2 separate regions of the Homo sapiens genome follow, and region 2 is linked to region 1. The links are chromatin loops, found by intact Hi-C in ENCODE. Cell type or tissue: psoas muscle. All regions are shown on one strand. Links, peaks and the distances in the headings refer to the core of each region. The heading gives the core; the rest is flanking DNA. Region 1 has its middle 33 kb from the start of KLHL29. Region 2 has its middle 390 kb from the start of KLHL29.

Region 1 (8,335 bases), core at 265-8,264:
CCTGCTGCAGAGGGCAGTGTGGGGGCGGCACACCTGCTGCAGAGGGCAGTGTGGGGGGGGCACACCTGCTGCAGAGGGCAGTGTGGGGGCGGCACACCTGCTGCAGAGGGCAGTGTGGGGGGGGCACACCTGCTGCAGAGGGCAGTGTGGGGGCGGCACACCTGCTGCAGAGGGCAGTGTGGGGGCGGCACACCTGCTGCAGAGGGCAGTGTGGGGGCGGCACACCTGTTGCAGAGGGCAGTGTGGGGGGAGCCCTGTGTCCTGGGGGACGGCTGGTGTCACTCTGGCACCTCAGAGGGACTCATCCTTTGGCCTCACGTCATGCTGTTCCCCTTCCTTCAACCTCGTGACCTGATCTGAATGACACACAGACTTCAGGGGTCAAACCCAAACTTCTGAGGAGGAAGAACCTCAAACTTATCATCTCCTTTACATTTTTCAGGGGAGGAAACAAGTTTTAAATCAGTATGTATACAGCAGACCCCCCTTATCCGCGGGGCATACGTTCCAAGCGCCCCAGTAGATGCCTGAAACTGCAAATAGTAATAAACCGTATGCACACACAGCTTTTTCTTATACATACATGCCTATGATAAAGTTTAGTTTATAAATTAGGCACAGTGAGAGATTAACAATAATAATGAAATAGGATATTTACAATAATATAGTATAATAAAAATTATGGGAATGCACCCTCTCTCTCAAAATATCTTATTGTACAGAACTCAACTATTTTCAGACCATGGTTGACAGTCAGTAACTGAAACTTCAGAAATCAAAACCACAGATTCAGGAGAGCCTGTTGCAGCGTAATCCTATCGTTAAAAGTACATGATATAGGCCGCCTGTAATCCCAGCACTTTGGGAAGCCAAGGTGGGCAAATGGCTTGAACCCAGGAGTTTCAGACCAGCCTGGGCAACATGGCAAAGCCTCATCTCTAATAAAAATATTTTAAAAATAATCCAGGAGTGGTGGTGTGCACCTGTAGCTACTTAAGAGTCTGAGGTAGGATGACTGTTTGAGCCCAGGGGGTGGAAGTTACAGTGAGCCATGATTGCACCACTGCACTCCAGCTTGGGTGAGAAAGCAAGACCCGATTTCAAAAAAAAAAAGTATCTTATATATTAATATAACAAGTATTTATGTGTGCATATATACAGAAGGGGGAAATGTCTGGCAGATATTTACCAACGGTTTATCCTCTTCTGAGTTCATTCATTCCTTTCAATACTTATAAAGACCTTCCATATTAGAAACTGTACTGAAACTCAGTGTCAAAATGTTATTAATTTGATATAACTAATTTAATTTTTTCTTCATTCCCTTTTTTATGTATATTCATATTTTCTCAGTTTTAAAGAATAATGATAACGCACCAAAGAAAAAGCTTCGAAACCAGGCCCCTTGGCCCCCAGGCAGACTCTCTGCCCACCTCCCCCGCTTCCTTCTCCCCAGCTCCTCCCCTCCAGGCTAGGCACCCTGTTTGAGAATCTTCAGACTTCTGCAGGAGCATTTGCACCTGAAGTACCTGTCCCATTTTTTCCCCTCTGATCCCCATGTCCCCTTGGAGCTCAGATGAAGCCCCACCTGGCCTCTCCAGGTCCCGGGACTCCCCAGCATTGGGGTCTGGACAGCTGTGCAGGGCCCCGTCATCTTGCAGAGGTGATATCGCTCTCAGTTCATGCAGCACCGAAGAGGCAGTAAAGGAGATAAACAGAATTTCTGCTCAATGAGTTGATGATAATAATAAATAAGGCCTTTTCTCCAAAGACTTGAAATCTGCTGGCTCATTTCAATGCACAAAATTATTCGTTTAAAAAATTCTCCCCACAGACTTGAAATAGGTGGGGGATTAGTAATCATTAACCCCATTTTGCAGATGGAGAAACCAGGACCCAGCGGGAGCTGGAGCCCACAATGACTGGCAAAGCAGGTGTCCTGACTCCCTGGCCAGTGCCCTATTTGGAGAGGGTACAGTCACAGCCCCAAGCTGCCACTGTAGGCACAGGACCAGAAAGCCATTCCTAGATCCTCAGGAGTCGATACTGAATCCACCACCCAGCTCGCGAACTGCTTCCTTCCTCTGACTCAGAGTTCCCTAAGGCCCAGACTAGCATCTTCTCTTCCCTTTCTCTATCCTTCCAAGACTGAGCAAAGCAAACACAAGGCCCAGAATCCCCTTCTGCCTCCCGCCTCCCCACTGAATGTGCTCAGAACAGGGTTCCCTGAAGGCCCCCGGCACTTGGGGATGGATGATGCTTGGATCAGCTGAACCCCGGCAGGACAACGTCTCTGGTCCAGGCACTTTTATTTTCCAGAAGAATCCTGCCCACCCAGGGAGACTGAGAGGCAGCCATGTGGCTCAGAGCAGGGAGAGGACATCCTTCTCCTGCTCTGCCTTTGACTGTCAGAGCTTCCAGCCTCCGGGTAACCATGGTAATCGGCAGCATTAACCGCAGCAGTGACAGGAGCCTCAGCAGGCCCACTCTGACCTGCTCCACTGCAGATGGTGCACCGCCGGCTTCCCGCAGCTTCGGTGGGGAGCTGTGACCGGCTGCCAAGCCCCTGCTGCACTCACCTGCACACCTGCTGCCTGGGCCCAGAGGTTGCAAAGGGTGGTCTGTTGCCCAGACCCAAGAGTCAATGCTAGAGAGATAAAGGGGCCTTGAACCTCCTGCAACCCTTCACAGGGCCTGGTCAAAAGAGGTCCAGGATGCAGTCCAAAAGCATAGTTGCCACGTCAGCGGAAGCTGTGGGCCTGGGCTTTTTCTCTGGACCCGCCACTTTTCCAGTCTTAGTCCCGACACCAAAGGTGGCAGCCATCCTCCAGTCACCTCAGGAGGCCAGCCCGACCTGAGCCAGTGAGGGCCTCTCATGTCAGAAATTGGGGCCATCCACAGTCATCTTCTGCTCTCTTTACAGGGCCATGCTGAGGAAGCCACAGCAGAGCCATTCTTGACCAGTTGGATGCTGCCACCCACCCACCCCACGGGGCCCATCAGCTCCACTGGCCCATGTGTTTCCAGGTCTCTGACAACAGCTGCATGTCCTGCCAGCCTGATCGTTCTTATTCCTGAGTTCCCTTCCCTCCTTTTAAGCACTGAACGAATCCCAGAGCTGAGCCCCTGCCCAGAACCCAGGGGTCTGTCCTTTGCAGCTCTGAGGGCCAGAGGGGACTGCACACAGGGAAACAAATCCAAGACCTTCTACATTTCTCAGGTCCTTGAGTGCTTCTCTCTGCTCCCAGCCTCCCTGCCCTCCAGAGGCCAGCCCCGGGTTAAACAGGGGTTGCACAGGCCAGAGACCGCATCCCGGATTCCAGACCCACGCGGCTGGAACAGGCTCCGCAAATTCTGCCAAACTATGCGAAGCATTCTTAGGTCCAGCTTCTTCTGAGAAATCTCAAAATGGAGAGGACAAAGGCAAAGACAGTGAGTTTCCCAGGAAGCCCCAAAGCCCTGGCTTCCGCCCAAACTCGTTTGCGGCCCTGGGAGTCCGTGGTGGGGACGGAGAACGACGTGGCACTCCCTCTAGCGGCAAACGTCTCGCACAGAGCCCGGCATCTCTGCGGCCGGAGGCTCGCCTGCCGCATGCTCTCCTGCCAGGGCCACGCAGCCTGCCCTCCTCTCCCGGGGAGGGGAGATCTGCTCAGCAACTCCCCTGTGGCCATGGAAGAGGGGCTGTCGGGTGTCGGGGGAGGAGACCCCCCTCCGGCCTCAAAGCAATTCCCAGCCAGGCCTTCACAGCTGCATCCTGGCGCCTGGGAGGGAGGTCACCACGCTGCCTTCTGCCTTGATTAGGCCGGTAACAGTCAGGAAAGCCCTGGGGCTCACCCGAACCGAGCTGTCTACAGACAAATCACAGGCTCGGAGCTGCTTCACCAAGCCGAGCACAGTCTCCTGTTTCCAGCACTGACTTCCCAGGAAGCCTGGCCGGTTGCCCTGCGCGGTCCCCTCTGGACCTTCTTCAGCCTCTGACACCCCTGCTAGGATTCCATGGTTGGCTCCTGTGCCCTCCACCCCATTCTTTGGGGACACATGTTCTTACGCATCTCTGTACCCCAGCAACCCGCACAGTAATTGTCTATTGAATTCATATAAGAATGAAGAAATAAAACAGTATTTGCTGTTACAAAAGATGTTTCTCCACACAGAGAGTTCTTCACCAGAATCCCCGGGAGGCTCTGCCTGCACCCAGGGAGCTCCATGAGGTCTTCACCGTGCTCCTCCCTTTGTTCCACCCTGTCCTGCCCCAACTAAACTTAGTTGCTTGAGGATAAAGGCTAAGTCTAATCCGTCTCTGGTCCAGAGTCCTGAAGAATGCTGAGAAACATTTAAGGGAGGGAGGAAGAGAGGGAAGGGGAAAGAGAGGGAGGATGGACCCTAATCAAAGTGGGCATTTGACACAAAGCCAATCTCCTTGGTCTGTTTAGCCAGTCTATCTGTCTTCAGAGAGCAAGGGTGCTCTTAACTCCATTAATTAATTAATTTTAATTGTAACAGTTTCACTGAAATATAATTCACATATCATTAGAATTTACCCATTTAAAATACAAGTCGACTGGGCATGGTGGCTCACGCTTGTAATCCCAGCACTTTGGGAGGCCGAGGCGGGCAGATCACCCGAGGTCGGGAGTTCGAGAGCAGCCTGACCAGCATGGAGAAACCCCGTCTCTACTAAAAATACAAAATTAGCCTGGCGTGGTGGCACATGCCTGTAATCTCAGCTACTTGGGAGGCTGAGGCAGGAGAATCGCTTGAACCATGGAGTCGGAGGTTTTGGTGAACCGAGATTGCACCATTGCGCTCCAGACTGGGCAACAAAAGCAAAACTCTGTCTCAGAAAATAAAATAGAATAAAATACAAGTCGGTGGTTTTGAGTGTATTCAAAAAGTTGCACATCCATCAACACCATTTCAGAACATTTTCATTACCTCCAAACATCCACTAGCAGTCGCTTCCCATTCCCTCCAAACCCCTCAGCCCTAGGCAACCACTTATCTACTCTCTGTCTCTGGATTGGCCTATTCTGGACATTTCATAAAGTGGAATCTTACAATCTATGTTGTTTTGTGACTGGCTTCTTTCACTTAGCAGAATGTTTTCAAGGTTCTTCCATGGTGTCCATGTATCAGTACTCTATTTATTTTTATTGCCAAATATTATGTGATAAATACATGGGTTTTTTTGTTTTTTGTTTTGTTTTGAGATGGAGTCTCACTCTGTCTCCAGGGTAGAGTGCAGTGGTGCAATCTCGGCTCACTGCAACCTGTACATGTTATTTTTCCCCTCATTAGTTGATAGACATTTGGGTTGTTTCCACTTTTTGGAATTATGAATAATTTTATTTTTATGATATTAAAAAAATTGTTTGAAGCTTTCCCTGCTTCCAAAGAGGATCTGGGGTAGTCTATCATAAAAATGGTAAAGACATAATAAAATCTTACACTATTCATATGGACATTAATATTTAATATTGAGCTTCCTTGGCTCACTGCAACCTCTGCCTCCCGGGTTCAAGCGATTCTCCTGCCTTAGCCTCCCAACCAAGTAGCTGGGACTATAGGCACACGCCACCACACTCAGCTAATTTTTGTATTTTTAGTAGAGATGGAGTTTCACCATGTTGGCCAGGATAGTCTCGATCGCTTGGGGTATCATGGTGGATAAGACAAATACAGACTTGCCCTTTGGAACACAGGATCCAAGGAGGGAGCATGGCCCTAACCAAGCGGACAACTTGGTATTTCCAAAATGTGAAGTGCTGCAAGGAAAAGGAAGAGGGAGCTGCGATGAGGAACCTCAAAGAAGGCAGAGAACATGCTCACATGAGTGGTCAGGGAAGCCCCAGGAAGGAGGTAGCTTGGAAGTTGAGACCCTAAGAAGGAGCCAGCCATGTAGTCAGAGGGAGGATGATATTTATGGCACAGGGAATCACATGAGCAAGAGCTCCAGGGTGAAAGGGAGCCTAGTGTGGTCCAGGAACAGGGAAAAGCATCGAGGCTCGACTGTGGGGAAAGGGCAGGAGGCACAAGACAGGGTCGCAGAGATCCACGGATGCCTCATGGATCAAGACAGGGAGCTGGAATTTTACTCAAGTACAATAGGAATTCAATGAGAAGTTTTGGAAAGGAGAGTAATGAGAATCGATTTAAGTTTTGAAATGACTGTTGTGTGGAGACTGAATTGAAAAGCAAAAGAAGACACAGGAAACCCTGCTGGGAGGATTTCGTGTGTCCAGAAGGGATGCCTCTATGGGATGGCGGTCAAGTTGGAGAGAAGTGAGGAGACTCAACATATATGGTGGAAGTAAAAAGAACCAGACTACCTGGGAAATTGCTTATGGGGCAGGAAAAAAACCTAAAGAAGAGGGAGGCATCACAGACAGCTTCCAGATTTTAGTTTATGGAACTAGATAAAAGACTGCACCAACTACTGAGGTGGAAAGAATGGAATGGGTTTGGAGAAAGATCCAGAGTTCTATTAGAGACACACCTGGCTTAAGTCGTGTGTGCAACACCCGCATGCAGCTGCCGAGCAGGCCACTGGATATAAGAGGCTAAAGCGCTGAGAGGAGGCCTTCCTGGAGATGCAAATTAGGGACTGTCAGAATCAGAGTGACATTTGCAGGCTTGGTTATGGAGGAGATCACCTGGGAAGATCTTTGAAGCTTATGAAGCGATCTTCCCAGGTACCAAATCAATAAGCCAGTTCTGCCCGTTTGGAGGGAGAAAAAAAATCCCAGATGAGTCTAGCCTTTTGGTGTGTGTAAATTAATGAGTTTGATGGAGCCACGTTTTCTCCAGTCAGTTATGGCTTTGTTTCCATGCATGCCCACACAGATACACAAAACAGCACTCATGACCCCCAAGGAGCCAGGCCCTCACCAAGTGGACAACTCAGTCCTTCCAAAATGTGAAGTGCTACAAGGAAAAGGAAGAAGGAGATGCAATGAGGAACCTCAAAGTGGGCAGAGAACATGCTCACATGAGTGGTCAGGGAAGCCCCAGCAAGGAGGTGACTTGGAAGTTGAGACTCTTAAGAAGGAGCCAGCCATGTGGTCAGAGGGAGGATGATATTTATGGCGCAAGGAATGGCATGAGCAAGAGCTCCAGGGTGAAAAAGAGCCGGGTGTGGTCCAGGAACTGGGAAAGAAGGAGACTTGGGCAGGCAGCTACACTCGGGTCAGCAAGGGAGTTAGCCCCCAACATGGGAAGAAATGTTCCGATCCAGCAGTTAGATTGTCTGTCAACAGGCTACCACTGCAGCAGAAATGTTGTTGTGGCACAACCACTACCAACCACCAATGCAGACTGCAGTGATGCTCTCAAGACTATTTAAGAAGGCGAGAGATTAAGCTACCTGGATTCACACTCAGCTGCAGAGGCAAAGGAAGAAGCTCCATCCATATGTCGCACCCCAGTCTGGGTGAGAAAGCAAGACCCTATCTCAAAAAAAGTATCTTATATATTAATATAACAAGTATTTATAGGTGCATATATACGGAAGGGGGAAATGTCTGGCAGATAATTACCGATGGCTTATCCTCTTCTGAGTTCATTCACTCCCTTCAATACTTACAAAGACCTTCCATATTAGACACTGTTACTGAAACTCAGTGTCAAATGTTATTAATTTATATAACTAATTAAATTTTTCTTCATTCCTCTTTTTATGTATATCCGTATTTTCTCAGTTTTAAAGAATAATGATAATGTACCAAAGAAAAAGCTTCAGGCTGGATGTGGTGGCTCACACCTGTAATCCTAGCATTTTGGGAGGCCGAGGCAGGTGGATCATAAGGTCAGGAGTTTGAGATCAGCCTGGTCAATATGGTGAAACCCCGTCTCTACTAAAAATACAAAAGTTAGCGGGGCGTGGTGGCAGGCACCTGTAATCCCAGCTACTTGGGAGGCTGAGGCAGGAGAATTGCTTGAACCTGGGAGGCAGAGGTTGCAGTGAGCCGCAATCACGCCACTGCACTCCAGCCTAGGCAGCAGAGCGAGACTCCATCTCAAAAAAAAAAAAAAAGAAAAGAAAAAGAAAAAAGAAAAAGTCTCGAAAGCAGACCCCTCAGCCCTCATCATCCTCATCGTCATCCTCATCACCATCACTCTGCTAATAAAAAGCTTGTTTTGTCCACCAAAACCTACAGAAAACTTCCCAAGTTTTATTTTTCTGGAAAATCAACATTTACTAAAGAATTTGCTCAGGACCCCCTGAAGAAAGATAGTATATTGCTGTATTTCTGAGACATGATTCTATTTTTTGATGATTTTACCAGAAAACCTGGGTAAAAAATAAAAGACTTCTCAAGAATCCCATTCCACAGGT
Region 2 (8,335 bases), core at 180-8,179, 360 kb before region 1:
TGAGTGAACTCCCATTCACAATTGCTTCAAAGAGAACAAAATACCTAGGAATCCAACTTACAAGGGATGTGAAGGACCTCTTCAAGGAGAACTACAAACCACTGCTCAAGGAAATAAAAGAGGATACAAACAAATGGAAGAACATTCCATGCTCATGGGTAGGAAGAAGCAATATCATGAAAATGGCCATACTGCCCAAGGTAATTTATAGATTCAATGCCATCCCCATCAAGCTACCAATGACTTTCTTCACAGAATTGGAAAAAACTACTTTAAAGTTCATATGGAACCAAAAAAGAGCCTGCATTGCCAAGGCAATCCTAAGCCAAAAGAACAAAGCTGGAGGCATCACACTACCTGACTTCAAACTATACTACAAGGCCACAGTAACCAAAACAGCATGGTACTGGTACCAAAACAGAGATATAGATCAATGGAACAGAACAGAGCCCTCAGAAATAAGGCCGCATATCTACAACTATCTGATCTTTGACAAACCTGAGAAAAAACAAGCAATGGGGAAAGGATTCCCTGTTTAATAAATGGTGCTGGGAAAACTGGCTAGCCATATGCAGAAAGCTGAAACTGGATCCCTTCCTTACACCTTATACAAAAATCAATTCAAGATGGATTAAAGACTTAAACGTTAGACCTAAAACCATAAAAACCCTAGAAGAAAATCTAGGCATTACCATTCAGGACATAGGCGTGGGCAAGGACTTCATGTCTAAAACACCAAAAGCAATGGCAACAAAAGCCAAAATTGACAAATGGGATCTAATTAAACTAAAGAGCTTCTGCACAGCAAAAGAAACTACCATCAGAGTGAAATTTTCACAACCTACTCATCTGACAAAGGGCTAATATCCAGAATCTACAATGAACTCAAACAAATTTACAAGAAAAAAACAAACAACCCCATCAAAAAGTGGGCAAAGGACATGGACAGACACTTCTCAAAAGAAGACATTTATGCAGCCAAAAAACACATGAAAAAATGCTCATCATCACTGGCCATCAGAGAAATGCAAATCAAAACCACAATGAGATACCATCTCACACCAGTTAGAATGGCAATCATTAAAAAGTCAGGAAACAACAGGTGCTGGAGAGGATGTGGAGAAATAGGAACAGTTTTACACTGTTGATGGGACTGTAAACTAGTTCAACAATTGTGGAAGTCAGTGTGGCGATTCCTCAGGGACCTAGACCTAGAAATACCATTTGACCCAGCCATCCCATTACTGGGTATATACCCAAAGGACTATAAATCATGCTGCTATAAAGACACATGCACACGTATGTTTATTGCGGCATTATTCACAATAGCAAAGACTTGGAACCAACCCAAATGTCCAACAATGATAGACTGGATTAAGAAAATGTGGCACATATACACCATGGAATACTACGCAGCCATAAAAAATGATGAGTTCATGTCCTTTGTAGGGACATGGATGAAATTGGAAATCATCATTCTCAGTAAACCATCGCAAGAACAAAAAACCGAACACCGCATATTCTCACTCATAGGTGGGAATTGAACAATGAGATCACATGGACACAGGAAGGGGAATATCACACTCTGGGGACTGTGGTGGGGTGGGGGGAGTGGGGAGGGATAGCACTGGGAGATATACCTAACGCTAGATGACGAGTTAGTGGGTGCAGTGCACCAGCATGGCACATGTATACATATGTAACTAACCTGCACAATGTGCACATGTACCCTAAAACTTAAAGTATAATTTAAAAAAAAAACAAAACAAAAAAGAAATAAATTTGCCTTGCTGAGGAAAAAAAAAAAAAAAGAATCATTCCCTGAAATTTTGCATTTCAGAGGTTGCTGTTGCTTAAGTTCACCCTAGGAGCAGGAAAAATGAGGGTGCATTTAACAGAAACAGGAAATTAAGGGGAGGAGATTTTTGGCGAAGGAATACAAGCCAGGAAAGGAGACTCAATAAATGCTTACGGATAGACCATTAAATGAAAGAGTCTTATTTGTTGAGTTTCAGTTTCCAACAGGACATTTTTCATGGCCTGCCAAAGTTAGGCACACCTCCTCTCAAGGGGCAAGACTGCATTTCAGTTACTTCCCTAATTCAATGAGATAGAAATTTCAAGTCTGCAAGAAACAGAGACAGGCTATGCAATTTCTTTAGCTTTTTTATTCCCAATCAAATGCAGGGCCAGACAATACCAGGATTTACCTGTGCTGATCTTGCCGTCTGCCTAAGAGTGGCTGATGAGGGTGATTCCTCAATTGTCCAGGTAAACCTGGACTCTCTACTAGTTCAAAACATGTTGGGTTCAGATGAGGAGTTTCCTTGCAACAGAGCTGAGCCAGTCTGAGCAAATTCATGCTACTACCTTATATGAAGGGAGTGTCTGACCACTCCAATTGTTTCCCTCAGAGTAGAAAGGTGAGTGCATTGTGGCACCCAGTGATTGCTTGGGACCCCAAGGTTTAAAATTCTTTATATGTTAAATGAAAAAATATAAACTAAGCATGCATGATTTCTAAACAAAGAAAATTCTTAAGCAGGAAATTTGGAATTGTATAATCCTTGTAGCAAAGGTTCAACTTTGTGAAAGGTATCTCTTATCTCTGGGGAAGGGCACACAGAGCTCTGCATTATTGTTTAGAAACAATAGATGATATTCACATACTATAATCCCATTTGCTTCCATGAGCAGGAAAAACTTGTTTTATGGGAGTATCAGGGTCTCAGCTCATTAGTGCGTTTTTCTCAAAGTAAACGGAAAGACTGAGGAGGCCAGAGCTTGAGAGGTTAGATTGGGTGGGGGTAGATTAAGGATACGTTGAGGATACCCTGTCATTGAAGCCCTGTTGAAAGATGACCATATATGCCCCTCTCCAAGTCTAACCTTTTCTTACAGAGGCTGACTCCCTCCTCCCATTTGCCAGCACAACCACCTAATCTTTTCTCTACTTTTATAAGTCAACAAGAAAAATAACATTCCCTAAATAAGAGATTTCATTTTTCATCAAAACAGAACCTTCTTTTATGTAGCTACACATAAGCTTCCTTACTGAAGCACCAAATTCAAAAGCAGCTGTAAGTAAAAAGAATTTGCTCTTATCATAAATAAAAGATTGTATATGTGAACTTATTTGCAGTAAAGCCTTACAATAAAAATATAATTTATAACCTAGTTTCTCCTGTGTATTTTATGTAATATCCTAGTAAAATATTTCCATTTTACAACATGTACCTATTAAAACCATTCCTTATAAAACTGTCGGCATAAAATAAAATACAAAAATTTGGAAGAAAAAGCAGAGGAAAAGAAAATATATCAAGAAGAGGTGATGAAAGGCCACTGAAATATCCTTGTGGAAATCCTCCCAGTGAGATATAAATAACAGTAATAAAGAGGCAGTGGATGATGCTGATAATTAACAAGGATATTTTAAGGTGAGAAATACTTAAATCCTTCTTAGAATGTCATTTTCCTCTATGCTAAAAAGGAATTCTATCGCAATAAAAATTGGAGACAGGACCCTACTACTGAGGTGGAATGACTTTACAAAGTCAGTCAATTAAAATGTCCTGGAAATGGCAAATATTGTCTGTGAAAATGCTGCCTGACATTTGATTGGCATTTGCTCTCTGGTGTACAGATGCTCCTCCCACCTGTAGGTGGAGTTGTAGCCTGTTAGCCAAGGACCTCTTAAAACCCCTAATTAGATCTGTCATTCTTTATTATGGTCGTAACTATTTTTAAGTGATTTCAAATTTACAGAAAAAAAAAAAAGAATACAAGAAGAACCAAAGGAACTTCAGATACCCTTCTTTCAGATTCGACAACTGTTAATGTTTTACCACATTCCCTCTTTCTCTCTCTCATGTAAGTGTGTGTATGTGTGTGTAAGATAGATAGAATAGATATAGTTATAGATGTATAGGTAGTTTGATCATTTGGGAAGAAGTTGCAAATTTATATAACCCTAAAACTTCAGTGTATATTTTGGGTACTCTTTTTCACAATTAGAATAAAATTATCAAAATCAATATGTATCTAATCTATAGATCTTATCCAAAGGTTGCCAATTGTCCCAATAACAACTTTCATATTAAAAAAAAAAAAAAAAACTAAAGAAAAAAGAAAAAGGAAATTCTTGTCCCAGATCCAATCCAGGATCACACACTGCATTCCATTGTCATGCCTCTTTGACTTCTCATCTGAAACATTACCTGCGTCTCTTTGTTTAGTCTAACCTTTACACTTATTAAAGAGCACAAGTCGGTTATTTTATAGAATGACTTGGTTTTGTCTGATGTTTCTTCAGAATTGCACTCAGATTACACATTCTTGGCAGGAATACACAGAATCAATCTTTCTCAGTGTATTGTATCAGGAAGCACATACTAATTTGTCCTAAAAATCTATTGGTTAAGGTGAGGTGATATTCATCATAAAATTGCTCTTTCCCCTTTTTAATAAGTGGACATATTTTGAGATTAAGCAAATATCCTGTTTCTCGTCAAATTTTTGCCCAAGAGTTTCAACATCTGTTGATGACTCTTACCTACATCAAGTTACTGTGGTGGTAGCTGAATGAGAAGCAACACCTTGCTACATGGAAGGGGTGTACCAGTATCTCTGGGGAATGGGATAGTGTAATTCTGTACTTGAAAAATAAAGCAGTATCTATTTTTACTACAATCTACAGAAAGTAAAGGTCAACAAAATTGTCCTAGTTAATGGGAGTAGCTAGAACATAAATCTATTTCCTGTGCATCAGTAATTCTCAATGGAAGAGTGAGGTTTGTATTGCTATCAACAAGTTCAGAGGTTTAGACTGAGAAACAGTCTACCAGAGACATTTCTTTCAAGAAAAATGAACCTCCAGTTTAGAAAATGAAATGGCTGTTTTTATCCTAGGTAATTGTTCTGTTTTTATGGAAAGACACTTCGAATTATGTAACAACCAAGTATTTTTTTTCTTTTGAGAACACATGCTAGGAAATTTAGAGCCTCCACTGTGTCCAATTCACTGTGGTAGGTCTTCAGAATCTGTGTTCTTGGTCTCATTCCTGGACCATGCTATGTTTCCAGCTAGTTTTTCTTTCTTCTTTTACTCTGACTTACTTATGTATCTTATTTCTGTAGCTAGACTGAAACCTTGTGGAGTAAGGTGGGCATATGAATGAATTAACAAAATGTGCTTTCTTTGTTTCATAATTTGCTCTATCTCAAATCTTCAGATATCTAATTTCTCATCAACTAGAGCTGTCTTATGTTGTCCCACTTGATACGACATTTTGGAGGATGAGAGTGGTAAAAGAACTCACAGGAAGCTTTAAGTCAGTGTTATTGGTAGATTCAGCAACTTCCTGGTTTCTAGGACTCTAAAATGATGATTGAGTTTGGTTATTGTATGTCACATGGAATGGGCTTTCCCAGTACAGGTAAAAGAACACTGGGCCAGGGGTCAGAAGGCTCATGAATGGGACAGTTCTACCTCTGCCATTAACCAGGTATGTGACCTTGAATAAGTTGGTTCAGCTCGCTGGGCTGCAAAATCTTTGTCAGAAAGTGGACATAAAAGCACCTAAGCTGTCCATTTCCCTAAACTGTTGGAAAGTTTAATATCACAGTGCTTCAAGAACTGCAAGATCCAAGGATTCTTTATCTTGCCTTCTGGTAAAAGAATCAAGGAGACATTTAACAAGAGAACAAATGTACAAATAATTTAATTTCAGATAATGGTAATTTCTACAAAAACTGGATAGAATAAAATATTCAAAAATGATTGAGGGGAGTGCCTTATTTTAGATAGGCTGGCCAGTGGAGGCCTCTGTAAGGAGTAGATATTTCATCAGAGACCTGAATAATGGGAAAGAGAAAGCTATGCAATGAGATGAGAGCCTGTGAAGCTGCGACACAAGCCCTGGGGCACGAACCAACTCAAGTAGGAGCCAGAGGTTGTGTGGCTGTCTGCACCTGTGCAGGGTAGAGGTGAGTAGGGAGAGGGCAGGTGTAGCTTTCCGAAGCCAATCCCTCTGTAGCCTGAGTATAGAGAGCACAGACTCTGAACATCTACAAACCTCAGTGCACTTCCTGGTTCTGCTTCTTGCCCACCTTGGTGCAGGTACTTAACCTCTCTGGGTTGCAGTTTTCTAATACATAAAACAGGAGTAATAGTAATGGCAGCTACTTCAAAAAATGGTTGTGAGAATTAAGTGGAATATTGCATAGCACTGTGCCTGGCACAGGTAAGCTCTCAAGAAGCATTAGCTATTATTTTCTGTTCTACTCTGATTTCTCCATCAGTTGAACATCCGTGGCCCTCACAGAATAAACTGCACAACTCAGGGTTCAGGAGTATGCTCTAAAACTTTTCTATGAGGATAAGCAGGAAACTCCCCAAAGGTAGGGACCATGTCTACTTTGGTCCCATGGCACCTGGCACAAAGATGCACATAGTAAGTGTCCAATAAGATACCTAACCTGAGTAATTATTTGTGAAAGGTGGTTTCTGATAGTTGTAACAAGCCAGCCACAAAATGCAGGCAGTAAATCATACTCCCTATGCCTGGCTGTCTATAAAATTCACAATGAGCACAATTTGTTTTTAAACTGAAGCTATGTGAAATGTTTTTAGATCACACTAACATATTCAGATGCATGCTCACCTTAAGTAATGTGTTGTCTCAGGAGTGAGTCCCTGGATCTGCCATAGTAGCTGATTTTTATCAACAATTAGGAAAAGAGGCATTTGTTTGATTATGCGCCCAATTTCTGAACAAGCGGCTCCTCAGCCAACCATTGCAAATACCTCCCCACCACCACCAGCGTTTCCAAGTTCAGACTTCTCATTCTGATCATGTTAGGAATGTAATCAAGGCCCTCTGTGGAGATAAGTTAATTATCTCCTCAGGCAATGAACAAACACACGGGTTTGGTTTCTGACCATGTTGCCTGAAGAGAGGACACCACAGAGGAGCTTAGAGCTTGTCAGCTACCACCCCAAGGCCCTTCGTGGCATCTGGGAGCCATGGCCCAAAGTGATTCTGGCCCCTCTGTCCCAGGTTCTGCACTGCACCTGCTTTTGGTGATACAGAACTTGGCTGGCCCTGTCCTCGTTCTCCCCGAGCCAGCCCAGCCATGCCCTATGTTACTGGGGTTGGGCTCCTGGAGCTCACCTGGCACCTCCTGCAGCCCAGGACATCTCCCAGCACAGGATGCCCCTCTGCAAAGCTGATCTGGCTCCGCTGAGCCTCCCAAGAGAGATAAGGAAAGAAATCAGCTTGTCTGTCCTCCATCACTGGGCTGCCAGGGACAGTGGGACCCAAAGACTCTAACAGAAATCACCTGCCTATCTCCATGTTTTAAACTTCTGCTTTAATCCAGCTCAGAGTGGGATTAGCTGCCTCAGAGACTGCTAATTGCCAGATGGCCGCTGATAGCCAACTGCAGAAGCGTGTGTGTCAGAGCCTGTCATGGGGCCTTAAGAAGTCAGATCTGAAAGGGATGTTAGACAGCCCAGCAAACCCTTCATTTTCTCATTATGACAATGGGTAAACTGAGGCCCAGAGGGGCAAGGTGGCTTGCTCTTGGATACACAGCGAGTTTACAGCATGTGCCTGTGGGTTGCATTTGCATTAGGAAGAGCAAGAAAAGAGCATTGAAAGACCTCAATATACCCCTAGCTGATTATGCCCTGCTGCCCCTATGGAGAGGCAGAAGCAAGAGGAAGGAGAGCTAATTTATTGAGTATCTCTTATATTCCAGACTTGACGGCAGCTGCTTTCATGGGTGATACCCGGGTTCTAGCCCTCAATCTGACAGGGCATGCGATCTTGGGTAAATCACTTCCCCTCTGGGCAGGGGGCTGGGGGGTTCTTAATACCTTATATGCAGATTGAGAAAAGTAAACTGAATCATCTTCAAAACAGTGGCTCTCATTCTTTAATGTGCACCGTAATCTTTTGGAGGACTTGTTAAAATACAGATTGCTGGGGCCCAACCTGTTTCTGATTCAGTAGGTGTAGATTAGGACCTGAGAATTTACATTTCAAATAAGCTTCCAAGAGATGCTGATGCTATCCAGCCATGGGCCCCACTTAAAGCTGTATTGCTGTAAGATGTAGCCCCCAACTCTAAAGTTAAACAGCATGAGTGGGTCCGTGAACAAGAAACACACACAAACATACACAAACAAATACCTTTTTTAAAAGAGTAATCAAAAGAACCCAAACTAGTGAATTAATTCCAATGGATCCAGGCTTTTATGTTTTCTTAAATTCTTCAAAAAAACGCCAACATTAACTTATGGCAACCCAAATATGAACTCAATTTTTTG

The links. Hi-C counts contacts between places; a loop is a spot of excess contacts. Peaks named below come from ENCODE experiments on the same cell type or tissue, not always from the same donor. Only the 100,000 strongest peaks of a DNase experiment are listed, where the experiment ranks them.
Region 2: a loop joins it to region 1, with 5 times the contacts of the local background. A loop is called at or near these places in 4 of 110 quality-filtered maps.

Annotation. Positions count from the first base shown.
Region 1 is chr2:23,348,170-23,356,504 of GRCh38, forward strand. No RefSeq gene overlaps it. Among named protein-coding and RNA genes, the nearest start is that of KLHL29, 33 kb to the right of the region's middle. In psoas muscle, for the core only: a CTCF peak has its summit at 3,542 (motif pointing left); DNase peaks (open chromatin) are centred at 3,512 and 3,922; H3K27ac peaks cover 359 bases.
Region 2 is chr2:22,988,405-22,996,739 of GRCh38, forward strand. No RefSeq gene overlaps it. Among named protein-coding and RNA genes, the nearest start is that of KLHL29, 390 kb to the right of the region's middle. In psoas muscle, for the core only: a CTCF peak has its summit at 3,675; no DNase peak of the experiment used is centred there.